Linked DNA regions of Mus musculus: all the other regions are linked to region 1. Evidence: chromatin loops called from intact Hi-C (ENCODE). Cell type or tissue: left cerebral cortex. All regions are shown on one strand. Each heading gives the region's core, and the rest is flanking DNA. Links, peaks and the distances in the headings are about the cores only.

Region 1 (10,104 bases), core at 928-8,927:
TATGTGGTGTGTGTGTGTGTGTGTGTGTGTGTGTGTGTGTGTGTGTATGTGAGAGAGAGATGCAGCATGTGTATATCTATGCAGTGTGAGGGTTGTATGTTTGTGACACGTGCTGTATATGTGTATGTATAATATATGGCATTTGTGTATATCTATGCAGTATATGTGTATGTGATATGTACTATCTATGATACAGTGTGTAGCATATATATATATATATATATATATATTCAATGGAAGGCACATATATATGTGATGTAAGCTCTGAGTCTGAGTGCAGTATGTGACATGTGTGTATACCTATAGGTATGTGGTGTATATGTATATAATATGTAGTATATGTATGTATATATATGGCATGTGCATATCTCTACAGTGTGTGAATAAGTGTATGTAACATAGCATGTGGTGTGTATATGCGGTATGTGGCATTTGTGTATATCTGTGATTGTATATGTGGGATGTACAGATGTACACATATATGATGCATGGTGTATGTGTATATTAATTAGTTATAACAACTTGTATGGGGTATGGAGTTGTGCTTTCATGTGTGGTGTGGTGTAGTGTGTTTGTATATGTGTATGTGGTATGAGTATATCTTTAGACAGATTGTGCATATGTGTGTGCACGCGAGCATGCGTGCATGCGTGCGTGTGTGTGTGTGTGTGTGTAGGATATGAGGTATATATGTATATGATGTGTGTGGTATATGGCACATGTATGTACTTTGCAGTGGGATATAAGTATAGATATGTGGCAAGTGTGTTCATTTAACAAATCAACACTTATGTCACATAAGAGAGAACACATTTTCCAGACCAAATTAGAACTTAACCATCAACGTCATGAGAGTTTCTAAAGCTATCGTTCAAATGTTTTAGGCAGTATTTGCATGCAAGCTACACATTCCAAGGTGGTTAAACAACTTTAAGAGAAAATATCAACCTTTAAAGTTCAACTCATCTAGAACCAAAACAAAAATCCAGTTAGTTTCACCGTCTGAGGTCCTGGGTGGACTCATAAGGACTTGGCAAGCACGGGTTTGCATGAACTTTACCCATAGTTACTAAAAAAATAAAGCTGTAAGAAAAGGATGTCATTGTAGATGAGTCAAGTCAAAATTTAAGAATAAATTTCAGAATAAATCTAGTTTATAAAAACCACCCATAAAGATAAATAGAAGATTAATGAATAAAACAGATGACTCACAAACTCCAGATGTCACTAGATTCATAAACCAGAGAAAAATGATTTTAAAAGCATTTTTTAAAAAAACTTAGCTCTAGAAGAAAACCAGTCCCAACATACCAAGGAAAACTCCCTCCTTGTCAGTTGGTAAAACCTCCTCTACGCCTGGGGAGTCAGTGGTAGAACTCTAACTGAGCATGTGTGTGGCCCTGGGGTCAATTCCCAATAATGACATTTCCATAGAGACCCTATCATTTTCACCCCAGTAAAGAAATGATGGCACAAACTGATACAGAGGGGTCAGCAGGATCTATGAGCAGCCCAGGCTGCCAGCTCCCTGGGTGCACCACAGTGTGCACCGCTCAGTGCAAGGACCTCAGCCGTTCTTCTCTGTTTGATCTTATTTTGGTAGTTTGCACTTGGGACTGCCCTAAATGGGATCACATCTCAGCACATCAACCCCTCTCAGCCTTTTAAAATGTGGTTCGAAAGAGCCTTTCTTTTGATGACCATGTTGGGGCCAGCGGCTGGCCTGATGCAGACCACAGTCTCACAGCCCACAACTGTTGTCTCTGCAGCCACCAAGCAGTTCCAAAACCAGGCCTTAGACCTGCTTGTCTGCAACGGCTCTTCGGTGCCGGGCTCAGACCAGCTTTCCTGTCTAAGGTCTCCCTCACTGGAACTAGGAAAGAGAAGAAGGAGCAGCCTGAGAGAGCCCCATGCCAGCCACTCTCACAACACAGGTGGGGAGCCACAGAACTGTTCTCCTTTATCTCCAGCCATCTCCAGCGACCCTTACATCCAAATAGAGAGCAAGCTTTAGATTGGCACATCATGACAGTTCATGGTTCTCAGCTGTCAGGGTTTCCGTTCTGTCTATCCGGGGCATGGCTTGTTGTTCATTCTCTATTATGATACCACAATTAAGCATGTATCTGGAATACTTAGAGGGTGTCTTAGTCAAGGTTTCTATTCCTGCACAAACATCATGACCAAGAAGCAAGTTGGGGAGGAAAGGGTTTATTCGGCTTACACTTCCATACTGCTGTTCATCAACAAAGGAAGTCAGGACTGGAACTCAAGCAGGTCAGAAAGCAGGAGCTGATGCAGAGGCCATGGAGGGATGTTCTTTACTGGCTTGCCTCACCTGGCTTGCTCTGCCTGCTCTCTTATAGAACCCAAGACTACCAGCCCAGAGATGGTCCCACCCACAAGGGGCCTTTCCCCCTTGATCACTAATTGAGAAAATGTCTTACAGTTGGATCTCATGGAGGCATTTCCTCAACTGAAGCTCCTTTCTCTGTGGTAACTCCAGCTGTGTCAAGTTGACACAAAACTAGCCAGTACAGAGGTGTAACGTAGTGTTGCCACTGAGACCTGGCTGGCAAAGTCTAAAGCTGAGCCCTCCAGAGTGCATAAGCCCCCCACCCACCCTTATTGAACAGCAGGCTCAGGTTGTCATTAAGTCCACAGAGTGCTTACCCAGGATGCTGGAAGCCCCAGGTATGATCCCCAGCACCAGGGGATCTCCAGGGACCAGACAGGGCTACTCACACCTGCAATCTCCATACAGAGGTGGAGGGAGACAGGAGGATCAGAAGTTCAAGGTCATCATTGACTATATAGTAAGTTCAAAGCCAGCCTGGGATACTAAGACCCTGTCTGGGCATGTAGGGAGAGGGGTGCTTTTTTATGGAAAGAAAGGGATAAACTAACAGCAGGCTCAAGGGTGGCAGAAAATATGGGTTAAATGTGCAGGGAGCTAGGAATCCTGTTGGTTGGGAACTTTTTTTAGTTTCCAGTTTCTCATACTTCTTCAACGTTAGCAGCTGCCCACAGAAACAAATCAAAACCCACCCAGCTTCAGTATCCACAGTGCCCTCTCAAGTAGATGAACTTGACGTGTCGGAGTTATCACTCCTGTATATGACATCCAGTTGCCACCTACCAGGAAGTACTTCTCATAGATCGGGTGTGATGATGCAGTGCTGGATTTTTCCAGAAATCTAGAAAACATCCGGGGCATTCTTTAACTTAGAAAAACAAGTGTATAGAAAGGAGTTGAGTCCTTTCACAAACTCTAAACCCTAGGGTTTTAGAACTGAGTTCCGGGTTTAAGATGCAGGCTTTTGAAGGTTCCAGAAGAACTCTTCGTTCATCAATAACACCATCAGATAAACACCACCGTAAGAAGTTTTTTTAGTTTTGTGGGGTTTTTTCAATAAAACTAGTCGGTTTTGAAGTCAACATGACAATGTGGGAAATCTGCTCACATGTGCCGACAGAGGGCCACGTGATTATGCACACAAGGACTGCAATTGTCCCTTAGTATCTGTTTGGCTTCCTTTCTGTGTGATCTCAAACTTCTCCGGAGATGCGGGGAACCACCCCTGGCTTTATGCTCACAGGAGCATAAACACTCACAGCTGCGGATAAACAACCAGGCCAATAACAACTGGGTCACTATAGTGTGGGTCACTGGTGCCTGCATCTCTATGTGTAGGTGCCTCTGGGGCACTGCTGTACCCTCTTCCTGGGGACACACATAGACTCTGAGTAGACCCAATCAGCTTTCTGGCCCTGGATATACGGCTGCTGACACTGGGATAACTCAAAACTGTCCCCACAGAGAGATCCCAGGCTAAGCAGGCTATCTTATCTTCCTATGTTGGTCCTGTGGCGTCATCTCACAAGGGCAAAGCCTTCATTAAAGTGATTTTTCTCCCTAAAATACCATTTTAATTTGTCTGGCTGAATATTCAAATTCCAGATTCACTGACCTACTGTTTGGGCACCGGTACAGCTGACACCAAGTCAAATGGTTCTTTTAAAGTATGGGTTTGAAAAAATGTCCCTCATTTTGAAAGCAACCCTCTACGTTCTATGGGGTGCGTACCCCAACAGCTCTACCCAAGCTCTATTTACCTATTTTTTAAAAGCTTAACAGAAACAAGCAGAAGAAGCAATTAGGAGACTACCAGAGGTAATGACTACATTCCAGGCACAGTTTAATCCCGAGGTTATCAGTGTTGGCTTTCCTTTGCTTATCGGGTTGGCTTTGCCCTTTGGGCCCTGGACGTATCAGTTAAATGATCAGCAGTCATCCTTTCCTGAGATACACGCAACAGGATGTGCGTATATTATGCTGATCTGTGCCCCCTTTGTGAAAGTATAGTGACAGTATATGTGATTTGTGTTCAGTAGCTGAGAGGACCAATTAAAAGCAAGCTGAAGAGAGGGAGGTCCTCGGCCACATTCCCTACATGCGTTTTATACAGTCAAAGATAATGTGCACCCCTTAGGGAATTTGGTTCCAAGCTGCCAAGATGCTACATTTTATCTGAAGAAGTGTCCTATGGAAGTTTTAAATTGGATCTGCAACTACCGCTTACAGGCCAGACGTCTGTCCCACAGGTTTGTTGACACAGGTGACTGAGAGAGCATCTACTTCAACCGAAAAAGCAGTGCCCTGGGGCAGAGCATTGGGGGGGGGGGGGCACGATGAAATGAGCCCCTGGTCTCTCTCCTGGCTCTCATCTGGGCAAAGCATGGCTGTGTCTGCTGCAGCTGGTCTGGCTGGAAGAAATGAGCACTTGGCAGATGGGCTGAGCTGTGCTGGGTACCTTATAGGCCTTGGCACGCTTGAGAGCTGCGGGGATTCTATCAATTACGTTGGGATCTTTAAAATTATTATCATTTTTTGTGTTACAAGAAAAGCTCCTTTCCCTCAGGTGGGTCCAAGAGCCACAACCTCATTCCCTCTTTAGTCCATGAAAAGGTAAGACTTTTATCATCCTGAAAAATAGTCTCAAATGCTCCCCATGGCTGTAAACCAAAACAGTTCAGAGCCAAAGAAAATCTTTCTGGGTAAGACGCTAAGAACCCATCTTTTATAGGAAGCAAGGCAGTGTCTCCTGCCCTGCCCTCTAGAAGCTGGTTGCTCTTGCTCTGGGGGGTAACTATGGCCCACCCCGCCGCCAGGGGAGGACACAGAAGTTGTGACATCGCTCATCGGGGAGAAGGCTGGCTGCCAGGCTTGACAAGTGTACCTCAAGTAGGCCAGACCATGATCTCAGGGATGGATTTCTAGGGAGAGAGGGACATCTGATGAAGCCAGGTGACCAAAGCATGCTTCAACAACGGTGCCTTGGGGAAAGCAGGCTCCATGCGAGGTGACCAGACAGTTCACCCTTTCCCCCCCACACAGAGCATTTCTAATTCTCTCCTTGCCCTGTCGAGCAAGAGAATGGCTAAGGAGGGCTTATTTCCTCACATCCAACTGTCGTCTGTGTTCCCTGGGGCTTGTCCCTGAACCCTGGGGCTTCAGAGAATGACATCTGTCCCCAGCCCTGACTTCCTCCTCCCCACCGCACCCTGTCTCCGAGACCCCCACCCAGCAGTGTGCTCGGGTTACCCACCTTGACCACATAGGTGACTCCCGGCCCCAGCACCTGATCGCTGGTGTGCGGCGCGCCCCGAGGGGGCCTGGGCAGTGGCTCGTCGCCGGCCCGGCTCTTCCTGGTGGCACTCATGCTGGCGGCCGGGGCGCGGGACCCGGGGGTCGCGCTGCCGCCGTCCGGGGCCGCCAGGCTGGGCGCGCTGCAGCTGCCCGAGAGCCGCGCTCCTGCCCGCTCCCGGGCGGCCGACGACAGGCCACGCAGGCCGGAGCTGGAGAGTTTCAAGTGGGACACCTTGTGGAGCAGGTGGCCCAGGCTGCCGGGCCCATCGTCCGGCGCCTTGCGCAGCGCCTCGCCCGACACCAGGTAGGGGCTCGCCGCGGGCTCCGCCGAGACCTTGCCGCCGCTGCCGCTCACCGACAGGCTGTGGAGAAGGTCATCGACCGATGTCACCGAGTCATTCCTGAAGCGGTTGTACTTGGTGCGTGGAAGCATGCCCCTCCGTGGGCTCGCCGCATCCACCCGGGCGCTGCTGCTGCCGGCCCTGGCGCGGACTGCCGCGCATAGCACACGAGCCGCGGTCCCCCGAGCGGGACGAGGAGCCCGAGTCCCAGGACAGCCTTTCCGGAGAGGGACAGCCGAGGCCGACGACCGAGCCCTTTTCACCGTTACAAGGCAGCAGAGCAGCAGCCACGCAGCGCGGGCCCTGGAGACCGAGGGTTGGGGTGGAACGCTTGCCTTGCAAAAGTCATAGTTGCGGCTGATGGAGCGAGCGGCCAGCTGCACGGGGCTGCTCCCAGCAAAAGCGTGACTCACTCTGAGGAGACCCTTCTCAACAAAGGCTCGGTGAGCTCCGCAAATCACTTCCTGTAGCAAAAAGAGAGAGAAGAAAACGACATCCACCCGCTGACAGCAACTACAGCCAATCAGTTCTCAAATTTCCTTTTTCTACCTTCGCAGATATTTCCTTCCAGTCTTTGCCTTTTCACCTACCCCCTCCCCATCCCGCATCTGTGCCAAAGGTAAATCCAGTCCCGTCAAATGATCTCTTGAACTTTCCGCAACCCATTATTCCGTGCAATGGCTTGCTCTTCCCTTGCTCAGCTCATGTGGATGAAGCCCAGAAGTGTCTGACAGGGATGCGTTCAAATGTGACGAAGGCTTTTAAAGAAGTCTTCAAGGCGAATCCTGATGAATCCTGATTTTGGAAAGTAGCAAGAATTTTAAGTAGGAAAAAAAAAAAGAGGGGGGACCCTTCACCAGCAGATGAATATTTAAGAAAGAAAGAAAAAAACCTGTCAGTTTCCTGTGGTTTGCTTTTCTTGTTCAGATCAGCAGAGCAGCCATGTATCTGTGGCGGTGCAATTCCTGTACCAATTCACGAAAAAAAAAAAAAATCAGCACAGAAATTTCTTCTCAGTACAGCTCAGAGGGGGTCTTCCCTAATAATTTACAGCAGTCAGCAGCCGTACTCAGCTAGGGTTCAGTTGAAAAATCTACTTCAAAAAAAAACCTGCATCTCTGCTGAGCGGCAACAGGCTCCAGAAATCCATGCCAAAAAAAGAGAGAGAGAGAGAAAGAGGGCCGCGTTTTGAGTTTTATTCCAAGTGAATGTGTTTCAGCCCTGGAAGCATGCCTTAGTAGCATTACCAATCCGTTTCAATGTCCCTTCAGTTGCTGCTTGCAGCCCTGCAGTCAGGCAGGAAAAAAAATGCGGCTGCTCTAACTGTCCATCAAATCCACAGCAAGAATGGCCTCTTCCTTGCGAGTCGGGCCCAGGCTTGCAGTGACACGCACAGGCCTTCTTCCTGACGCTTGGGAGAATAGGACATCGACAGCCTCCCCGAGGGTCTGACCAAGATTCTGAGACCCACTGAGCCCTTCCTCGGTGGCCTCTACCAGGTGGCCTCATGTGTTAAGACAGATAACCTGCACCACCGAGAAGTCAATCGCTGTCAAAGTTTCCTGGTAACTTCTGTGCAAGCGAATGCATTTGCCTTCTAGCACACTAGCAGGTCACCCTGAGTCTTCTCACGCCCAGGGCTGATCTCGGGAGGCAGTGCGGTTCCCAGGCTTTCTGGGAGCCCCAGGAAGGGAGTTTAGGGAGAGCCACCCGTGGCGGCCGTGCAAGTGAGGCCGGTTCCAGAGGACGAAAAAGCGCAGAGCCGCCAGGCCCGCCCTGGCGCAGCAAACACGTCCCCACCGCTCTCCAACCGCGCGGCAGCCCTAGCTGAACAGCCACCCCGCACTCTCTTTTCTCCCTTCCTCTAGCTCGCATAGCAACAGCAGATGCGCACCCCACGGACGATTTCGATGGTGATTGGAGTCCCCCTCCAATCTGAAGCAAGTCAGCCCCACCATTCCCAAACCGTGGTCTTCTTCATTAGAAGCAGACAAAAAGAAAAAAAGAAAAAGGAAAAAAAAAAAAAACAGACCGAATGTGAATGAGATGCTGTTTGTGTGAATGAAAGGGCCGGCGAGCGAGCCAGCGTTTCTGTGAATGGAGCGGGTCCTTGCAGCCGGTGCCAGGCAATCCCCTGGGCTCAGGCGGCTTCAGCCAATGAGAGGCTGAGCCGATGACTCATTCAACAAAGGCTCGCTCAATAGTGGAAGATTCCATTTCAATCAAGGGCGGGATCTTTTATCCAACAGCAGTGTGGGAAAAAAAAAGAGAAAGAAAAAAAAAAAAATAACACCACCCAGATTGATTACAAAAATTCTGGGAGGAAGAAACAAGCCGGTATAGAGAGATGGGGAAAATTAGTTTTATAAGGGTGTTGGAGACTATCGGGTCAGTTCCGGGTGAAGCAGGACCACTCTCTGGGAGGTGAGCTGTACCCAAACTTTCATTCACTGGTTCTTCTACCTCACAGAGCAGCCATGAATGTACCAGCTTTTATTATGAATGCACACAGAAGACCCAGTCAAAGGCTAGCCTCTTCCCCATGAAGTCTTTCCTAATAAAGGAATAAAGAAGACCTATGCAAGCTAAGTCTCCAGAGCAGCGGAGGGGATCCCAAAGCTACATCATTTAACCCTTTAGCCAACAAGGAGACTTTGGATTCTATTATGAGGCCAACGGAGGGAGCCGACTGAGAAAATATGAATGGCGGTGTAAATTTACATACAACAATTAGACTCGTTGGTGTTAGACGTTAATATACCAAGAATATCATATAGTACAGCTAGAGCTGCTGTTAGCTGGAAAGTGATACGAATATTTTGGTGTACAGGAAAAAAGAAAATAAATTAAAGAGCCCAAATGCGTCAGATGGAATTCCACAGCCCCTGCAGGGGAACTCTGCTCACGTGCCTGTCCCAGGAGAGCCCTTTGTTCGCCCTAGGGAGCCTGGCTGTCGCTTATTTTAGGCATGATCCCCCAAAGCCCAAGCTCTGGGCTGTCAACTCGAAACAAACTGGCACCAGTGAGAACGAGGATAGATAATTCTAGATGCCATGTTCAAAGTCTGCGCTATGCTGTGACTATCACGTGTTCACTGGATGCTTATGTTGAAGTCTAATCCTGGCCACCTTTCTTTCAAAAGGTGAAAGCTTAGTCTGTGTCATTTAGGGGAGGGGCTTCTGGGACAGGACTGGGATTAGGTCATCAGAGTAGAGGAGCAATAGCCCAGTCTGTAAAATGCTTTATCTTGCAAGCAAGAGGACCTGAATTCAATCCTCAAAAACTCAACATTTAAAAAAACAAAACCAAAAATACTAACAGACAAACAAATAAATGGGCTGACGACCCAGTGTTACACAGCCAGCCAGCCCAACCCCTCAGCAAGTTTTAAGCCAAGAAGAGACCTTATTTCAAACAAACAAGATGGGGTCAGCAAGATTGCTATCAACCTTGATGATTGGAATTTAGTCCCCAGGAGCCACACAGTGGAGATGATGTTGTCCTCTGACCCCCTACACATGTGCTCTAACATGCATCTAATGAAAAGCTATTTTTAAAGAAAACATGGCTGTCATCCAAGAAATGAGAGTGGAGGCCATACTCTGTCCTCCACATGCAGGTATGGCACACTTCCACACAAGCACACACAAGGATGCACCTGCACACATATAACCACATAGAAGTAGAGAGTCTGAACACACACACTCGTGTGTGCACACAGGCATACGTGTTCCCAGTCTCTCACCGTCTTAAGCCCTGAGCCACCTCAGACTCTGCTAGCAAGAATCCCAAGAATTTGGTCTCTCAGCTGTACCAGACTAAGGAGCAGAGGTAAATTATCTTTATTCATAACTCACTTAGTTTATTGGACTGTGTTATTAACCAGAGATATGGATGGAAATCCTATAACAATGCCAAGAAAGTGCCTTGCCTGGGCAGCTGACATTGAGAACTGCTCACCCCTGACCACCTGTAGCCAGGCATCTTCCACTGAGAGGAGTGCAAGGCAAAGTCCACATTTCCTACCTGGAGGATTCACCTGAGTCAAGTCCTGTTCATCAGAGTGGAGAGTCTAATCAGGTGAGGAAGGGAATAAGTGCATGGGAGTGGCCA
Region 2 (10,104 bases), core at 1,200-9,199, 74 kb before region 1:
GCCCATCAGGTCTGCAGAGCATATTCATATACCCGCCATTTTATCTTTGAAATTTTCAAATAAAAGATAAGCCAGAACTCTTTTTTGAGCTCACACACTCAAGGTGATTCCTAAGGATACCCCTGCGAGCTTTCAGAATCCCGTGCGCGCGCACATGTGTGTGTGTGTGTGTGTGTGTGTGTGTGTGTGTGTGTGTGTGTGTTTGTGTGTGTGTGGTCTTAGAATGGCCACAGAATCTGTTTCTAATTCTCATGTGATCACTCGTGTGCATAAATCCTCACTTCAACTTGAGATGGTGTCTATTTCTGTTTGAAAGAGAAATGACACACCATTAAAAACAGCAATATTTAGATGTCTGAAATTAGTTACTTTAACTCCAAGGTCTAATTTTAAATGTAGCTCTTCTCAATTTCCTTCCTGGCTTTTTTTTTTTTTTTTTGTGAGCAGTGCTGTCTCAATTTGTTCATTTAGCAATATTTTAGTTCTGTGTAATTCCATTTAATCCCCTTTGGAACCCAGGTACCAATTTTGCTGGCTTTTTTTTTTTAAATAATAGAGATTGCTTCTTAGCATTCTGCTCGGTGCAACCCAATTTCGAGAAGCTAAATCCTGACCTCAGTGCTCCATTAATACTAAAATGGGACATTTGGCAGGCTCAGAAGTCCTCTAAAAGCTACCAGAGGCAGCTGGGCCAAAACACTAACCTTCATGTTTACAGCATCTCCATCTCCTCTATCCAGGCCAGAATCCTCATGGATGGAGCAGACACCTCTCACAGCTGGATCTTATTCTTGCCAGTGTAGAACTTTAGAGCTGGACTTTGTACAAATGTTCCCAGTGAAACAATAAAAATATAATAGGGGAACAGTTGGGTGAATTTTCTGCCCTCTTTAGTTTGTAGTTAAGTAGGAGAAAGGGCAACAGAAAATGAAATAAATTCAACAATAAGCTAAGTCTAAGTTCACACGTGTGTACATGTGTACTTTCTTTCTCTTTGTCTCTGTCTCTCTGCCTCTCTCTGTCTTTCTGTGTCTCTCTCTCTGTGTCTCTGTGTCTCTGTGTCTCTGTCTCTCTGTCTCTGTCTCTGTCTCTCTCTCTCTCTCTCTCTCTCTCTCTCTCACACACACACACACACACGTATACACACTTCAGCTGGAGACATCTCTGAGCCAGTAGTGGAGAGTGGACAGCTATTCATATGCAAATCACCAATTCTTGGTTCATCACAAGGAGAAGCTGTTGTGATTGTTTTTTTAAAAAAAGAAATGAAAATATTAAAGAAGCACAGGAAGAATTGTTTTTAATGATCTTTGAGTGGAAGGTTGATATGAGAGTAAGACATTATAAAAGGAAAGAAATACCAGTGCAAACTATAGCATCAAAATAAAAATTTAGTCAAGAGACAACCATCTCAAAATCAGCCAGGAAGAAAACCCAAAACACCAAAATCCCAATGACAAAGCCAAGATGGGACAGAGAGATTTTGAGCAAGACATGAGAAATGTTTTGTGAAAATGGGGGAGGCATCTCAGCTTGATCCCTTTGGTTACACATGTGCCACTCAGCAAGTTCCATCCAGCAAGCGGGACTCTGAGGTAAGTATCATAGTAGCTGTGAATGACATGGGTGGTCACACGGGGGACCTAAACCTCAAAAATCAATGGGCACATCTACACAAAAACCAATGGGAAAAGGAGAAGCCACTGTAGAAGGAGTCCATGAATGCCTCATCAAGAGGAGACAAAGAACAGGGTGTCCTGGTAGAGCAGAAGATAGGAGACACTTGACAACTGTGGGACAGGAAACTAGAGTCTCCTGAGATGTGGGCAGCCAATATCCTAATGAAAATGGATTCTTGTTTTCTGCTCATTCTGAACTGAAATGAGATAGGATCATAAAATAAGGAAGAGCTGGGGAACACCAGGGCTTGTAGGTGGAGACAGGACAGGGGTTGGGGGAATAGGAGGATTCCAGAGGCAAGGTTGAGGCTGTTGAGGCTCAGGGGCAGAGAGTGGGATTCCTGGGATCCAGGATGAGTATATGGGTCCCGGGTTGGTGGGACACAATATGCATGGAGCCTGAAGCTCAGTGGCAGTGTGGGTGGGAAGCATCCTGGAAGGAACCTGAGAAGTCCTGGGGAAGTTCTGTCCAGGGTGCTGACAATGTCCCCTAGCCTGCAATGCTGGTCCTTATCAGACAAGGAAACTCCCTTTGCAAGCACCTGACTAGACACAGTCTTTTTTTCTATGCCACGTGGCACCTTGATCATATTGGAGACCTCCGCTAACCAGGGTAACTCAGACTCTCCCACTGTCCTCCACCATCTTGCCCTTCCCATAGGAATTCTGCCAGTGCAGCTTCCATTTTGCTACCGTATAGAAACACATCACAGCACATGAGAAGTTAAAAAGGCAGGAACTTAAAGCAGTGTGTCCTATCCACAGTCCAGACAGAGAGAAACGGATGCATGCATGCTGCCGACTCAGTTCACGTTTCCCACTCTTCTACAAGGAGGGATGCAAACCCAGGGAATGGAGCCACCCACAGTGGGCAGGGTCTTCCCACATCAATTAACACAACCAAGACGACAACCTCCACAGACATATCCTCAGATCAAGCTGATCTAGACACTCCCCATTGATCATTTTCCCAGGTGATTCTAGATCGTATTAAGTTGTCAATTAAAACTAACCATTACGAATATGGAAGGAGGAGGGAGAATGAAATATAAATTATAAAGTCCTTTTATCTAATTCTGGCTCCAAACACCACATATATTTATAACAATTATAATCTGATGGATTACAGAATATGATCCCAAAGACGGTCTCAAAAGAAAAAGAGGAAAATAGTAGTAGATCCATGTGTAGGTGTGAATTACTGAAAGTGACTGATAGTTTATTCCCCCCCCCTCCATTAGTTATTTGACTCATTGTTGCAACCAATTACTGAGCAGACACAACTTAAGGGAGAAGAACTTATTCTGACTCATAGTTTGAGGGGGTACAGTCCATGGCTGTAGGGACGACATGGTGACCAGGCCTTGAGGTTAGTTGGTCATGTATCCACAGTCAAGAAGCACAGAGTCTGGTTCTAAAACCTCAAGGCAGCCCAGAGTGCCCTGCTTCCTCCAACCAAGCTCTACCTCTAAAGTGTCTATATCTGTCTAAGACAGAACTGTCACTAGATGAGATCAAGTGCTCAGTCGCATGCTGGAGATGCTGTTGAGAGGTTTGGGAGGGGGGTCCTGAAGCCCCTGCCTCCCTCCTGGCTCTACTGAAAACATACACCTTTCGAGGCACAGGGGCACAAAGAGGTACACCACTGGCTCCAGACATCCTTGCCTGAGCTGTACAAACTCTCAGCAAGTCAAGGGCAGAACCAGAATTGAAACTCAGTTTTCGCTGGCTTGGAGAGATGACTCAGCAGATAAGTGAGCACAGTCATTTTACAGAGGATCAGAGTTTGGTTTCTGGTATGCATGTCAAGATGGCTTGCAACCACCTGTAACTCCAGCTTCAGGGAATCCAATAACTCTGGCCTCCATGGGCATACCTGATCATGTGCACATACATGCCCCTGTGCACACTCACATATGCACACGTATGCGCGCACGCACGCACACTCACACACACACAGAGACGTTAATTAAAAGTAGATTCAATCTTGAAAAACCAAACAAAATAGAAACCACTCCTAAGTTTTCTCTTTCCCAAGCCAGGAGAACACAACAAAGTCAAACACACAACAGGCAGGTGGTGGTGGCATCACTGATAAACCCCAGCTCACCCACAGGAAGGTAGCACAGTTTCCTGGTGTCAGAGGGAAACAGTCTCCACGCTTCAATTTGTATCCTCCAGCCCTGCCCTTCCCGGTAAGAATAGCTCATGGGGAAATTCTGTGACCCTGAAGCCACGCCTTCCACACAAGACTGTGTGGATGATGGTGCCAAAGAAGTCAAGCTACAGACCTCCTGATGTTCTCCAGGGCAGCCGAGGAGTGGTCACAGCCACTTCGGGGCTGGGTAGCAGAATGCAAGGAGACTCTAGGTTCCCACATCACATATGTGACATTTTTAGTGGTCCACTTAGCTCACTAAAGATGGACTTCTTTGTCAGGATTGTATCACTCATAAATAACTCCATATCACCATTATAAACCCGAAGACATTGCCAAATATGTCAGATCAAAGTACCAACTCCTAGAAATCTGTGGATCATCAGTTTTACTGGTTTTGGTCACCTCTCAGTGTTAGTTATGTTTCTGTTGCTTCACTAAATATCCTGACCAAAGAAACTTGGGCAGGAAAGGGTTTACTTTAGCTAACGGGTTATAATCCATCATTTATAGAAGCCAAGGAAGGAACTCAAGGTAGGAAATTGCAGTAGAAACCATGGAGCATCCTTCCATGTCCACTGGCTTGCTCCCAGACTCACAGCCAGCTGTGTATTTGATGTAGCCCAAGGCCACTTTCCTAGGGATGGTACTGTCCATAGTGTGTTGGGCCTTCCTATATCAATTAGCAGTCAAAAAAATGCCCCACAAAGATACCCACAGGACAATCTGGGGGAGGCAGTTCCTTAATTAAGGTTCTCTTTTCCCAAATGTGTCAAAATGACAACCAAATTTAGCCATCATGTTCAGCAACTGAAAAAAAAAAAAAAACTTTAATATGACGAAGGGAGGTTACAATGAGTCAGCAGAAAGTTGTGCACCCAGAAACGTCAGAAATGATAAGTGGGGGCGTGGACAAGAGAGGGTATAAATCAAGGAGATGCAAGGACCATGTCACAACCAAGCTGTGGGACAAAAGCACCATGAGTCCACAAATCCCAGCTGTGGACCCAGCCCAGCCCTGTGGAGGCAGCCAGCATGTGCATGACAAAAGAGAAGGTGCTGAGTGATTCAGTATTTACACATAACGTTGACCAGTCTTCCAACCCATCCTAGGCGGGTGACATTTATTTAGGCAACAGTAGCCTTGTGGAAAGTTCTAGTTCCCTTTTCTGATCCCACTACAGGGCTGGCCTATCATACCAGGATGTTTCCTGGGTGATGGGGTGCTGCAAAGCTCTTGTGTGGCTCCCTCCTCATCGCTGACTCCTATGTCCGTATTTGTGCATCTCCTTGGGGACATAGAAGGGAAAGTGCCACTGGCTGAACTGAGGAGGAGAGGAACAAGAGGGGAGCTTAAATGGAATTCTAGAAAATGCCAAGTAAACTTTGCAGGAAGCTGGGGAGGGTGACCTCTGAAGGCAGCTTGGAGTGAGGCAGAGTAAGAGGGGGCAGTGTGGTGTCCCCATGATGGGAAGCCACACCTGACACTGCTTCCTGTCTGAGATCTGCCCAGTACTTCAAGGTGAAGGAAAGCTAGGAGTGGGGGCGCAAAGGAAGCCCAAGTTTATGCACCTCCTTCCTGAGCAGCAGGCCTCAAATGCTCAAGACACAAAGTGAACTGAAACACAAAGAAAGTTCTTCACTCTGTCTAGAACCATGTGACATTGATGGAATCAAACTGAGTCTATACCCATCCCCCAGAACTCAGTTTTTCTCAGGTCCTTAAGGTTCTCAGAAGTATGGAATGGGGGCAGACCCTGGGAGAAACCCCTGACCACTTTGCTCACCTATTCATCTGATGGCCAAGGAGATTACCCCATAGTCAGCCTCTCCTGGACTGAGGAAGTAAACAGTCCATTCCCCCACCCCCACCCCCAGGTTCATAGCAAATGGGAACGACAGCCTGGGCCAGCACCCAGTAGCCACTTGGGATCTTGTCCAGGCATCATAGCATGCAACTGAGCAGGGCAAACAGTGTTAAGAGCGCATTCAGCAAGTTCCCCACCCTCTGGCTTTCAGGGCAATGCTGAACATCCTTCAAAGGCCTTTCTCAAGAGCAGGGAGGTAGCTCAGTTAGTAGAGCACTTGCTTAGGATGCACAAAGCCCTGGCTTCAATCTGCAGCACCACATAGAACTGAGTGTGGTGCCTGGAAGGTGAGAGGATTAGAAGTTCTAATCCTGCTACAGTCACTCCCTGCGACATCCTGAGTTTGAGGATAGCTTGGGATATTGTCTTAGTCAGGGTTTCTATTCCTGCACAAACATCATGACCAAGAAGCAAGTTGGGGAGGAAAGGGTTTATTCGGCTTATACTTGCATGCTGCTGTTCATCACCAAAGGAAGTCAGGACTGGAACTCAAGCAGGTCAGGGAGCAGGAGCTGATGCAGAGGCCATGGAGGGATGTTACTTACTGGCTTGCTTCCCCTGGCTTGCTCAGCCTGCTCTCTTATAGAACCCAAGACTACCAGCCCAGAGATGGTCCCACCCACAAGGGGCCTTTCCCCCTTGATCACTAATTGAGAAAATGCCTTACAGTTGGATCTTATGGAGGCATTTCCTCAACTGAAGCTCCTTTCTCTGTGATAACTCCAGCTGTGTCAAGTTGACACAAAACTAGCCAGTACAGATATGGACCCTGTCAAGAAGAGAAGGGAGGGAGAGGGAAGTAAAAGAGAGGTGTGTTTCTGCCCCCCCCCACTCTCTCACACACACCCCGAAGCCCATTCCACTCTTCTGCAAAGGCACAAGGCGGTCCAGCCCACTGACCAAGACCATAGAGTCAGCTCTCATGCTGGCGTTGACCTGCACCCAGCCATCCAGAGTACCTTAGAATTTTTAAAGTGACATGAAGACATTTTGGAAAAAATTAACAAGAAATAAAAATGAGGGGGGAGGGGGAGTGCAAACTGAAACTCACTTTGCATGAAAGACAGATGCATGAGCGGATAGGATAAAACATGCAGAAATACAGCCGGATGTGTGTGGCGTCTGGTAGAGGAAACGGTCTCCTTCAGATACAGTAGGGACTTGGCGTGGGATTGGCTATCTGATTACAGATAATTAAAAGTCCCAGTGCGGGCCCTGGGAATAGAGCAGCTGGTAAGATGCTTTTAGCAGAAGCACAGGGACGTGAGATCAATGGCCTGAACCCATGCGGAAGCTGGGTCTGGGGACACGTGCCTGAAATCCCAGAGCTGGGGAGACAGAGACAGGAGATGGCTCACCTGCCATCCCAATCTAGGCTAATCAGTGAGCTACAGGTTCAGTGGGAGACCTTGTGTCATAAGATAAGGTGGAAGGCTGGGTATGGCAGCATGTGCCTTCAATCCCAGAACTCAGGAAGTGCAGGCAGGTGGATCGTTGTGAGTTCTCCACCAGCCTGGTCTACAGAGTAAGTTTCAGGCTAACCGGGGCAACATTGTAAGACCCTGTTTCAAAATAATAATGTACAGAGAGATAGAGGAGGCACTCATCCAATGTTTACAACTGGCTTCTATATGTATGCATAACACATGCATGTACACACACACGCACGCACTAAATACATACATACATACATACATAATTTAAAACTGTAAAGGAACTAGAAAGAATTGACATTAGCAATGGTGCTACAAGGCCAATAAGAACAGGCTGAATTCCTAAACTCCTGGTGACAACGAGAACAGCAGACCCATACACCAGAGGCCACTGCCCACAGTGTGTTCCCTTAGCTATCATCCCAGGCTATCAGACCCAGTAGGCCAGGTAAAGCCAAAGACAATTGACTCTGTTCTTAGACAGCTATGGATGCTCCATGCACAATAAAGAATCACTCACAACCAAAGACAGGGCCATTGAAGAGGATGGTGTGTGTGTGTGTGTGTGTGTGTGTGTGTGTGTGTGTATGGGAGTAGGGATGGCAGGAAGGAAGGCCACAGACAAGATGGTGAGGAAGTGGCAGACACATGGCACATTGGATTCACCATGTATGGTAAGTTCAAGGATAGGGTGTCTACCATAGGCTGTGGGCAGCACAGTGGAGGTGGCTGCTCTGTAGGAGATGGTCATATCGTGGGCTGGAAAGGCTCACACGGCTTTCTGGGGGAATGTTCTTACTGAGGTAGAAATTCTTCAGTGATTAAGATAACCTCTTCTCAGCCTGCCCCTTGCAACTGTTGCTCTCAAGAGGTATGCTAGCTCATTAAAAAAAATGAATATTTAAGCCCATAAGAAAACAGGGAAAAGAAAGCAAGTTCAAGAGGACGGGGCAGTGGGACCGGGGTGTCAGGCCTTATCAGGAGGAGCCAGTGTCTGTTTTGAAGCAGAAAAACACTATGACGACCTAGTTTGGAGAACCAGAATGGTGTGGTTTGGTTCTGTGACACCGAGGGGTCTCCAGAGCCTTTCACACTCTGTGCAAATGCTGCGCCTCAGAGCTACGTCTGTAGCTTGTCAGAAGGCTTGGGAAGGCCCTGGCAAGGGAGGAAAGGCAAAACAGGAATGCTGGCTCCCCTGGTAAAGATGTGAGCCCAGGAAATGTGTCAGAGAGGGCACCATTTGGAAGTGATGCTCTCATCCTGGTGACCCAGGATGTTATAAGAGAGGGAGGATGTGGTCAAACCAACAGCGGCTTTCAGGACTGGCATGCTACCTGGCCCTGTTCTGTGAGGTGGCATGTACTAATCTCTCAGCACAGAAATGACCAGACCTCCATTTTCTGAGTGAGAACTAGAGCCCATTTATGGTCACACAGGTGGGAAGTGGGGGTTGGTAGTACCTCTAGTTCATATCACCAGCTGTGTGTGATGGAATACAGTCCAGCCTACAACATCTGGCTTATAGTGATGGGCAAAGCCTCACTACCCAGACATCAATGTCCAACTCACGTGCAAAGGGACTTTGGGACCATGAAGTCATACTATGAATGCAAAGGAGATTTCCTGCAGAGGCCACCAGGAGATCATACCTCATTCCCATCAGGTGGCTAGCCTCTAAACCAGCACAGGGAGATGGTAATGGGGAAAACTCAAAGCCTTGCCTGTGGGTTTGAGGGAAAGTGAAACATGTGACTGCTTCGGGAAAAACACGCAGCTCCTGAAAAGATCAGACGTAGAATTCTCACAGGATCCCTAAGCACCAAAGGCAGCGGGGGGGGGGGGGGGGCCGCGGGGGGTTGCCCAGGTGTCTGCACACCCATCCTCCCAGAGGCTTCACTCACACCAGCCAAACGTTGGAAAGAACCCAACTATCCAACAGCTGAAGAGGCCTGGAATGGCAGACACAGGCAGTGAAACCATACCTGATTTACAAAGGAAGGGAGGTATGACACACAGGACACCATGCCTATAACACAAGGACTCTATAGAAAGTGAAAGCCAGTCGCAAGGAGGACAGAGACTGTGAATCTGCTTTTTTGTGTCTTGTGAGTGTGCACACATGAGTGTGTGGAGGTGCCTTCTAAGCCCAGAAGTGGCCAGAAGATCCTTTCTTCTTGCACAAGTGAGTTGCAAGGTGTGCGTGCTGGGAACGACGCTCAGGTCTTCCCGACAAAGCAAGACACTCTTAACCTCTGAGCTATGCCTCCAGCTCCCGCATGTATTTCTTTTATGATAAATTAATTCATTGCAAGGGCATGGGGATTAGCCTAAAGCAACCTTCTGAGGCTCTGGACACTAGAAAAAAAAACCCGAGGACAACTTTGGTTTGTCATAATGTTGGCAGGGAGATCATGGCATCTCATGATCTCATGGGTAGAGGTTGGGGGTCTGACAAACATCTCCAAACTCAGAGGACACCCAACCTCAACAGATAAAAGCCCTTTCTCCTCCCACTGACACAGGCAGTGGGTGGGTCCAGCCCCACAAGAAACAAACCCCTACAAGATGAGGCTGCCCTGAACATCTTCAGTCTACCACGTATGTGGTTGAATGAACATGTACTGTGTGGGTGGGGAGTGTGGACTCATTCATAATCCTCCCAGAGGATTCTAAGTTCTAATCCTTCCCAGGATCACCAGGCTGCAGACCACTGGGTAGCTCTGGGCTTCTTCCCATCACTGACTAACCCACAGATCTATGATGGGTAGGAAAAGAATGTGGGTAGGAATAAAATGTCCCTCTGACAATATGCCAGGCCAGATGTAAACATCTGTTCTTCATTTTTGAGAGAAACCCTCATGTACCCCAGCTGTCATCAAACCCATGTAACTAGATGAATTTGGGCTTCTATACCTTCTGCTGGGGATGGCACTATAGTCTTATATATTCTTGGCACATGCTCTACC
Region 3 (10,104 bases), core at 741-8,740, 85 kb before region 1:
CAAAGACAATGCAGGTTGACCTGTGACCTCCACATGTATGCACACATATGTACATGTCCTCACACAAACATATACAACACATATGTGTACACACACACTGTGCTAACTGGTTTTGTGTGTCAAGTTGACACAAGTTGGAGTTATCACAGAGAAAGGAGCCTCCCTTGAGGAAATGCCTCCATGAGATCCAGCTGTAAGGCATTTTCTCAATTAGTGATCAAGGGGGAAGAGTCCATTGTGGGTGGTGTCATCCCTGGGCTGGTAGTCCTGGGTTCTATAAGAAAGCAAACTTAGCAAGCCAGGGGAAGCAAGCCAGTAAGTAACATCCCCCCATGGCCTCTGCATCAGGTCCTGCTTCCTGACCTGCTTGAGTTCCAGTCCTGACTTCCTTTGGTGATGAACAGCGATGTGGAAATGTAAGCTGAATAAACCCTTTCCTCCCCAACTTGCTTCTTGGTCACCATGTTTGTACAGAAATAGAAACCCTGACTAAGACACATTGGTGTACACACACACACACACACACACACACACACACACACACAGAAGGAACTATATTGTAGTACAATGTTACAACTTGCAGTTTTTGCTTCCCCAAACAGCAGAAGCAAGATGGGGAAGCATGGTTTGTTTCCCTCCATCCCATTCATATTACATATGTATAAGTTAGAAGGCCAGCATCCGAAAATTAAAACCCTGGCTTAAAGACCAGGGGCTCTTCCACATTCATCTTAAAACGGAAATTTTCCATCCGGTTTATAAGCTGTAGCATCTGTGGAATTCAGTAGACACCGAGTGAATTAAGAGCTGCCCTAAATTCTAAAAGCTACGTAAGTCCTCTGTGCTATTTTTATCTTTTTAAAGACAATGTAACGACATTGAAGAAGAGTTCCTGTGTGGAAAAGAGCTCCCAGCTCCATCCCGACACAGCCAGGCTTATCTCTGAGCAGTGTCCTCTGTCCTTGTCCCCAGTCAGAAGGCACCAGATAGAATACGTATTCCTGTAAAACTCGAAAATAACATATCATTATAGGGTCCAATTTTTAAATATTTTAAAATGCTGACTCTGCATGTTGACATTTGTAAAACCTCATCTAGAGAAACCTGAGATTTCAGGAGAATAGGGAGCAGCGAGGCCACCGGGAGGCTACGGAGCTAATGATGGTTGCTCTAGAGTCCGGCTACCGGTGGGCAAGCAGCTCCAGAAGGAATGATAAGTCAACAGAATCCCCAGCCGTAAGCCAGGATTTTGTTCTCTTGGGGGTGGCAGTTGAGACAGGGCTTCCTGTAGCCCATGCTAGACTAGAATTCATGTTGATAAGGCTGGCCTTGAACTTGTGATTCTCCTGACTTGGAGTCCTTATCACTTGGATTACATGTGTGCCCTGCCATGCCCGGAGTTAAGTGTCTAATGCTGCATAATTGATTTTTTGTGTGTTTAACTTTTATTTATTTAATTTTTCTCATAAAACACCTCCAAGGTCTGAGGAGATGGCTCAGCTGATAAATTGCTTGCCACACTTGCATGTGAGGACCTGAGTTTGATCCCCCGGAAGATGTGAAAAACTAGGACTGTAGCCTGTAATCCCAGCACTGGGGAGGTAAAGAAAGGAGGGTTTCAGGGGCCCACTGGCCAGGCAGTCTTGGCAAATGTGTGAACTCCAGAACAATGAGAGACTCTGTTTCAAAAATCAAAGTGGAAGATGTCTGACAATCTTCAGCTGAGGTTATCATCCTGTTTACACATACACACATGCTCACACAACTCACACACATTATACACACCATACCACACACAAAAGCAGCACACACATGACACATACATACACACAGACACATGCCATACCAGAGACACAAACAACACAGACATAGGACACACATACACCACACACACGTACTATATACACTTCACACACACACACATTATACCACATACACAAACAGCACACACATAACACACACACACACCATACTGCATACACAAACAGCATAAACATAGCACACACACATACAGCACACACACGTACTATACACCACACATACATACACCACAAACACACATGTCACACACTCTATGCACATGCTATATAACCCCCTCACACACATGCACACATACACAGACACATACATAAGCCACACACATAGTCAACTGGATGTGCGATCACTGTCTTGCTTGCCTCTCACCGCTCCAAGTACCCAAGAGGGAGAAAGGTGGATAAGAAGTCTTAGCCTAGTGCTCTGCTCAGCACTTGTTTCTCCTATAAGAGATTCACTCCAGCCCTCTGCTCAGACCTCAGCACTCAACACTGCTGTTTGTCTGCTCCCTGGGTGGAAGAGGTGGGGGCCTTGCTTTCTCTATTTGCTGCACTGGGGACCTGAACTCAGGATACGGGAAAGACACAGCCATATGCTGTGAACTGTTCCTGTATCCCCTAACTCACACCCCCTGGGTGTGGAAAAGCTACATTTAGACACACCTAACACATGACAGGGGTGAGACGTAGACACCTAAGTAGACCCTACCTAGACCATCCAAGGTAGAACAGGGCCTCGGAACTGGCTGTCTTAGCATTATCCTTACTGGGCTTGTTCTTTCATTAAGTGGAGAATGAGCAAGAAGGGTGGAGAGTTATAGCCTAGGGACCCCTGGAAATGAATGGCCCTTGTGTCACAGAGGCCAGGTTCCAGTTTGCATGGCTACCTAGAGCCTTGTGGGCCAGCCTCCATGAACAGCTGGGGTTCAACTTAAGACAGCCAGTGCAAGGCTAGGCTGACTAGATATCTCAAATCCACAGCCTCGAGAACTGGTTAGTCCAACCCTTAGAAAACTGATAGAAAAGGGTAATCTGTGGCACTCTGGAAGACAAAGAGGTAGCATGAGGAGATGTGGTCAGTTATGTCTCAAAAGAGCCCCGATTCGGTTCTACATTAGATCTAATTGGTCTCTACATCTTGGGTTTTTTTTGGTAGGTAGGTAGGTAGGTAGATAGGTAGGTAGGTAGGTAGGTAGGTAGGTAGATAGATAGATAGATAGATAGATAGATAGATAGATGGTAGATATATAGAGAGGCCTAAAACACAGTCATCACACAGAAATAGATAGATAGATAGATAGATAGATAGATAGATAGATAGATAGATAGATAGATAGATAGAGATAGAGAGAGAGATAGGTGGTAGATATATAGATAGGCCTAAAACACAGTCATCACACAGAAATAGATAGATAGATAGATAGATAGATAGATAGATAGATAGATAGATAGATAGATAGATAGAAGATATATAGATAGGCCTAAAACACAGTCATCACACAGAAATAGATAGATAGATAGATAGATAGATAGATAGATAGATAGATAGATAGATAGATAGATAGATAGATAGAAGATATATAGATAGGCCTAAAACACAGTCATCACACAGAAATAGATAGATAGATAGATAGATAGATAGATAGATAGATAGATAGATAGATAGATAGATAGATAGATAGATAGATATCACACAGAAACACAGCCACCCTACCTGAAATTTGCCTTTATAAGTGTGGTTGTGTAGCCTGGGTCTCCACCTGTCTACACTGCAAGTATGCCAGCCCATCAACCCTGAGACAGGAGGGACTATAAGAGACTCCAACCTAAGATGCTAAGAGGAAGAAAACTCCTGCCTATTAAACCACAGCATGCTGTCTACCTCAAGCAGGATAAGATTAAAATGTGGCCCATAAAACCAATAACGCATGGCTATAAAACAAGGGCAGATGCCAGGACGTTTGCAACCACATCACCGTTTCTTGGTTACAAGCACACCAACAGCCACCATTTAGAGCAGAATTCCAGAGAACCACTCATTCATCAGTGGGCACACTGTCAAGTTGGCTCAAGTTCAAGGTTCGGCCAAGCAGGTTCCGCATGGGCTACTCAGTCAGCTCTGAGCCGGAAGGCCCTGGGATGTCTACCTTGGGCAGCCACACACCTGTTTGGAGTCAGGAGTGCGCAGATTCAGGCTGGCGGTGGAGATGGTCAGGGAGATGCTCATCCCTGCGAACTGGAGGTTGCTCTTCCCCAGGATGCTGGACAGCATCTTACTCGGCGGCTGTGAAATCCAAGGGGGAGAGATTAGCTTTTGATGCAGACTCTGTGTCTGAAAGGGCAAAGGCTGAGATGCCAGTATACCCCAGCCCCAGACTCTCAGTCTATGCACATTCAGGAATATGAGTTATAAAACTGTAAAAGATCTAAGATGTAAACTCTGGGGGAGAACTCCTTGTCTTCCTGGCTGCCTTGACTATAATGCTGGCGTCTCACAGATCCCTTTGATGTAAACCTCCAGAAACCACGCAGGCAGGCTTGGTGTCTCCATCACATGTCAGAAAGTCCTTATGGGAGTATCAGAGAGCTCCAGTGTCCAGCCAGTCACCTTCTCCTGGATCCCTAGGCACATGCTAAAGCCTTTCCTGTGTCCTCCAGGGCCAACCCACGCTTTCCGTTTGGCTAGAACGTCCTCTGATCACTATGCCAAAGAGTTCCTAATCAGACGCACAGTTCTTTAATCCAGTAGGAGAAACAGTGCAGCAGCTGAGGCTGTCTAAAGTGGAGCTGGGAAACAGAAGGTCGCATCCCTCTGCAGAAGCTCAGACCACAGGATGTTCCTGTGACTCAGATAAGAGGCCAGACGCAGACCCGCTGGCCTGGTATACCAACCACTCAGTGGGGAGTAGCCTAGTTAATGAACCAATCAGAATGGATTTGCAGTTTAGGGTGCCTGCCCAGCCAATGACCTGTCTCAAAAGACAAAGTTTAATGGAAAGCTTCTACTTCAAAAGAATACATCCTGCTGAACTTACCTCCGGGTTGCCATGGTTTGGCCGACCCAAACCTCAGCTCTTTGCTCCCAGATAGATGCTATTTCCTTTAGTATCCCTGCCAATTTATTTTCTTCTTTTTCTTTTTACTTGATGCTTCAAAAGAGCCTTTTAGAGAACTCATCTCCCCTGTGCAAGAGTCGGGTCAAGTGCATCTGGGGTACAGTCTGGAAAGCAGCCTTTACCTCCATCTCTTCCCACCAAGAGAAATGCAAGGGAACCACAAGACTTGTTAGGAACACTTCCTCTTAGAGATGGTGGTCTTCCTTGCTGTTTCCAGGGGGGCACCTTGCTTTCTGTATTCAAGATTCTAGAGCTTTGCTTGGTTCCCAGGGACTGACCATCACATAACATCAGCTGCCAAGTTCTGTGCCCTAGGCCCAGTTGCCCTATAGGTTCATGAATGTTCCCAGTTCTAAAGACAGAAGTGACTTGGAGACAAAGCTATCTGGAATCTGAAAGCTCAGACTGGGGCAGATATAAGGCTCTATGTGGTAGGCTTCCCCACAAATCCCTTCTAGGTGGGTAAAAGTTATGATTGTGGCTGCTGAACTATTTCTTTCTTAGATACTTAATGAGAGAGACAGCTTAATTCAATGTTTTCTTCTTCTTTTTTGTAGTGATATATATAGATAGAGATAGAGAGAGATAGAGATAGAGAGAGAGATAGAGAGAGAGATAGAGATAGAGTGAGTGAGTGTGTGTGTGTGTGTGTGTGTGTGTGTGTGTGTGTGTAAGAGAGAGAGTACAGGTGCAGATGTGTGCAAGCACGTGAGACTAAAGGTCATTAGGTGTCTTCCTCTAAAACTCTCTACCTCATACTTGGAGACAGAGTCATGGAACCTGAAGTATACCAATTCTGCAACCCTGACTGACCAGTGAGCCCCAGGACCAGCCTGCCTCTGTTTCTCTAGCACAGGGACTGCAGGCATGTGCTGCCAAGTCAGGCATTTCACATGGATAACTGGGGATCCAAACTCACATTATGCAACAAGCGCTTTACCAGCTGAGTTTTCTCCCCAACCCCCAGATATTTTCCCCTCCTAATCCAGCCATATTCAGGATGGAACATTCTAGAAGTATAGCTGAACATCTGCCTCTGGAGCAGGTGATCTGGCTTGACCGTAGCCCCAGCTCCTATCCACGTCGTGGCTTCTCAGCCCAGAGCCTCAAGTTCCATCATCTACAGCATGGGGACTTCCAGTGACGCAGCTGAGCCGGCTCAGGAAAGCTAAGCGTCCCATCTTTAGAAATGCTATGAGCTGACCACTAAGCACAACTATTATTGAAAGTTAGTTTATACAAAGTCACAACTGCATTAAATGGCATCTAAAACAGCAAATACTGGCTACCTGGTTTCACGCTGTGTAAACCTGTGCTCTTCGGGCCCCATCTGCTGTGCTTGGGCAAAATACAACACAGTAATAGCTATATGGGTCTTTCCAGGGACCTTGCATTGAAAGCTTGAGTCAGCCACGGGAAAATATTTACACTATAGTAGTTGGCATTGTTACGAACTCAGTGTCCTGCCTCCCTCTCACAACTCCAGGATCCAGTTGTTAAACATTTGCTAGCATTTACCACTTAGGTGGCAGGCCCATGAGTGGTTAGGGGTACATGAACTCATGTATGTAATGGGATTCGGGGATGCTTAGCCAGGTGTTCATTGTTATCATTGTCTCCAGGGTTTAAGCCACTGTGGGTATCTACAACCTTGAGAGAGACACACAGAGAGACAGTGTCTTAGCTTTCGTTGGGTGGTTTACCTTAAGGAATGACAAAAATGCCCCAGGTCATGTAAGAACACAGTGGACAGTTATGTGGGTGGAGACACGGAGGATGGCCCTGAGACACACGCAGGAGGTCACAGACGTGACAGTGAGGGTGACCGTACCTTTCTCTTCTTGAGGGCTCCTTTGGCACCTGGCACAGCTTCGCAGACACGGCTGATGGCTTCCCTAAGGGCAGGGAGAAATTCACTTTTATTACATGCCAATCAGAGTTATGTAACTCGGAGAGTCCGCACTCAGAGGTCCAGGGGCAATAACTGCCTGCTTATTTTAGCATAGAAAATTGGCCCTCCAAGTGTGTCTCTCCGACAAGCAGAATTAAACCAAGCACAGGCAGGGCATCTTAAAACTTTCGCCACATTCTCTCTCTTCCCTAGTGTGGTCATATGATGATCAATGCCGCATTTTGTTTTCCCCTTTTCTGAACTTAACTAACATTTCGTTTTTAAAAATCAGCACCTGATATGAACTCTCCCCAACATTTTCTTTTACTCTGTCAATCACGTCTTTAGCAACATCCTATCTTGGACAGATTACCAGGACCTAACCTATCCAGCCACCACAGCTCATAGAGGTCCCTTCCGAAGTAAGTTCAAATGTCACCAGAGGAAACATGATTCTCACTGTCGGACTCCTAACGTCTTCCATTTTAAATACAGTCAGCTGGGGCTACAGCCCAGTTGGTAGAGTGCTACCCTAACACTTCTGAAGCCCTGGATTCTATCCCTAGCACCCCACAAAACCAGGTTTGGTAGTGCATAGCAATAATCCTAGCACTCTAGAGGTAGGGATAGGAGGATCAGAGAGGTTCAAGGGCATCCTCACCTAATGGCGAGTTTGAGACCACATGAGACGCTGTCTCAAAAAATAAAAATAAATGAATACAGCAGCATTAACCCTCACCTCACAGTCTGCACCATGATCACCAGAAGAAACTGCCAATACTCAAGTCCTCTGCTGCTAAGCTAGCATGTTCTAGCATATTCTCTAGGTTCAGTATATTTCCTATAATAATTTTAAATTACAGTGGGCTTAAGAGTTGAGGAACTGCTGAGTCACAAAAGCCCAGAGGCATGAAGAGTAAAGGAATTCTGCGGTACAAGGGTCTATGCCCAGGGCAGGTGCGCAGAACAGTATTGGTTGAGAAGTTTGCTATGCCAGGCACTGTCCTCACTGAGGGATGAGAGTGCCCTTGTATAAAGAACACGCATAGGCTCCAGCAGGGCAGGAATCCCATGTGCAGGTCTCATCCAGTAAGGGCTGGAGAACTGGGAATAAAGAAAAGTCCAGGCAAGGAGGCTGCGGAGGTCCAAATCAGGTGTGTCAGGCTCAACCCTGTGACTCTCGGGAAGTAAGAAATGACTGGGAGATCCAGAAGATGCCCCAACTGGTAAGAAGGACACATGCTCCACTATGTTCATAGCAGCCTTATTTATAATAGCCAGAAGCTGGAAAGAACCCAGATGCCCCTCAACAGAGGAATGGATACAGAAAATGTGGTACATCTACACAATGGAGTACTACTCAGCTATTAAAAAGAATGAATTTATGAAATTCCTAGCCAAATGGATGGACCTGGAGGGCATCATCCTGAGTGAGGTAACACATTCACAAAGGAACTCACACAATATGTACTCACTGATAAGTGGATATTAGCCCCAAACCTAGGATACCCAAGATATAAGATACAATTTGCTAAACACATGAAACTCAAGAAGAATGAAGACTGAAGTGTGGACACTATGCCCCTCCTTAGAATTGGGAACAAAACACCCATGGAAGGAGTTACAGAGACAAAGTTTGGAGCTGAGATGAAAGGATGGACCATGTAGAGACTGCCATATCCAGGGATCCACCCCATAATCAGCATCCAAACGCTGACACCATTGCATACACTAGCAAGATTTTATTGAAAGGACCCAGATGTAGCTGTCTCTTGTGAGACTATGCCGGGGCCTAGCAAACACAGAAGTGGATGCTCACAGTCAGCTAATGGATGGATCACAGGGCTCCCAATGGAGGAGCTAGAGAAAGTACCCAAGGAGCTAAAGGGATCTGCAACCCTATAGGTGGAACAACATTATGAACTAACCAGTAGTACCCCGGAGCTCTTGACTCTAGCTGCATATGTATCAAAAGATGGCCTAGTCGGCCATCACTGGAAAGAGAGGCCCATTGGACACGCAAACTTTATATGCCCCAGTACAGGGGAACGCCAGGGTCAAAAAGGGGGAGTGGGTGGGTAGGGGAGTGGGGGTGGGTGGGTATGGGGGACTTTTGGTATAGCATTGGAAATGTAAATGAGCTAAATACCTAATAAAAAATGGAAAAAAAAAAGAAAAAAGAAATGACTGGGAGAACAGCTGAAGGCAGTTTGAAGTGAGGAATGCCTAAAGGAGCCAGGAACACACCTCAACTCCCACATGGAGAAAGAGAAAAGACCGCAAGAACACAGAAAAATAAACCAACGGGCACAAGAGATGGGCTGAATGAACAAGAGGAAAATAGCTCCTTAGAGACAGCCAACCAGTTTCCCCAAACAGAATACTCCTCACAATTAATGTCTACCGTCTAGTTGAAAAATAACCATGGTCTCAGTGTGGCTGCTTCAGGAGACGTCCTTGTCAAATTAGGGCAGGGACCATGCAGGCGGGCTTCATGTTTGCCATTCAATGCATTGTGGAGACGGGGAAGAAAAATGAGTCTTTGACAGTTTGGACGCCAGGAAGCCTACACGGTATGAGTCATCCTGACCTGGAAAAGCGAACCTGAGCAGATGTTTGGGATGGCAACACTGTTCCTATTTATTGTATAATAGCCATCGCCTGTGCCCAAATAATGAAATACACACCATCTAAATCTGCTCAAAGCAAGCTCCTTCTTTGCTTTCAGAACACGGGGGTGTTGTTTTTGGTAATGAGTTAATGTGTGTGTGTGTGTGCCCACATGCATATGAACGTGCAAACACCTGCATGCAGGCATCTCCATCGGTCTTCACCTCAGTCCTTTGAGTCAGAGTCTCTCACTGAATCTGGATGGAACTGAATCTGGCAGCCAGTAAGAAGACCTAGCAATCCTCCTGCCTCCACAACACCCCCACACACATACAGCAAAGGGGTATAGGTCTGTGTAACCAAGCCAAGCTTTTGTTTAAGGAGTGCTGAGGATTTGAACTCGGGTCCTCATGTTTGCAAAGCTGAGGCATTCCCTCAGCCCTCTGCTGTCTTTTTCCATGAGCATGTAAGTCTCCGTATGTGTTTTTTTTACCTGTTTAATATTTTCAGATGTATTTTATTTTTAATTATGTGTATATGTGGGATGGGGGCATGCACCCACGTGAGTGCAGGTTCCCTCAGAAGCCAAAAGAGGGCAATCAGATCCCCAAGAGCTATAATTAGGGGTGGTTGTGAGCTGCCCAACGTGAGTTCTGGGAACTAAACTGTGTCC

What was found. Hi-C counts contacts between places; a loop is a spot of excess contacts. Peaks named below come from ENCODE experiments on the same cell type or tissue, not always from the same donor. Only the 100,000 strongest peaks of a DNase experiment are listed, where the experiment ranks them.
Region 2: a loop joins it to region 1, with 2.1 times the contacts of the local background. A loop is called at or near these places in 2 of 42 quality-filtered maps.
Region 3: it touches region 1 in a loop (1.9-fold over the local background); 2 of 42 quality-filtered maps call a loop at or near these places.

Annotation. Positions count from the first base shown.
Region 1 is chr13:51,561,362-51,571,465 of GRCm38, forward strand. Shc3 (src homology 2 domain-containing transforming protein C3) reads right to left here and starts at 8,090. Exons shown (of 12, transcript NM_009167.5): 1 at 5,610-8,090. The coding sequence starts at 6,083. In left cerebral cortex, for the core only: a CTCF peak has its summit at 5,112; DNase peaks (open chromatin) are centred at 3,694, 4,478, 4,829, 5,178 and 6 more places; H3K4me3 peaks cover 5,943 bases; H3K27ac peaks cover 4,140 bases.
Region 2 is chr13:51,486,979-51,497,082 of GRCm38, forward strand. All of the region lies in intron 2 of Shc3 (src homology 2 domain-containing transforming protein C3), which reads right to left. Among named protein-coding and RNA genes, the nearest start is that of Gm32834, 73 kb to the left of the region's middle. In left cerebral cortex, for the core only: no CTCF peak of the experiment used is centred there; a DNase peak (open chromatin) is centred at 4,749.
Region 3 is chr13:51,476,121-51,486,224 of GRCm38, forward strand. It overlaps Shc3 (src homology 2 domain-containing transforming protein C3), which reads right to left. Exons shown (of 12, transcript NM_009167.5): 3 at 6,762-6,825; 4 at 3,979-4,098. Among named protein-coding and RNA genes, the nearest start is that of Gm32834, 62 kb to the left of the region's middle. In left cerebral cortex, for the core only: no CTCF peak of the experiment used is centred there; DNase peaks (open chromatin) are centred at 765 and 3,857.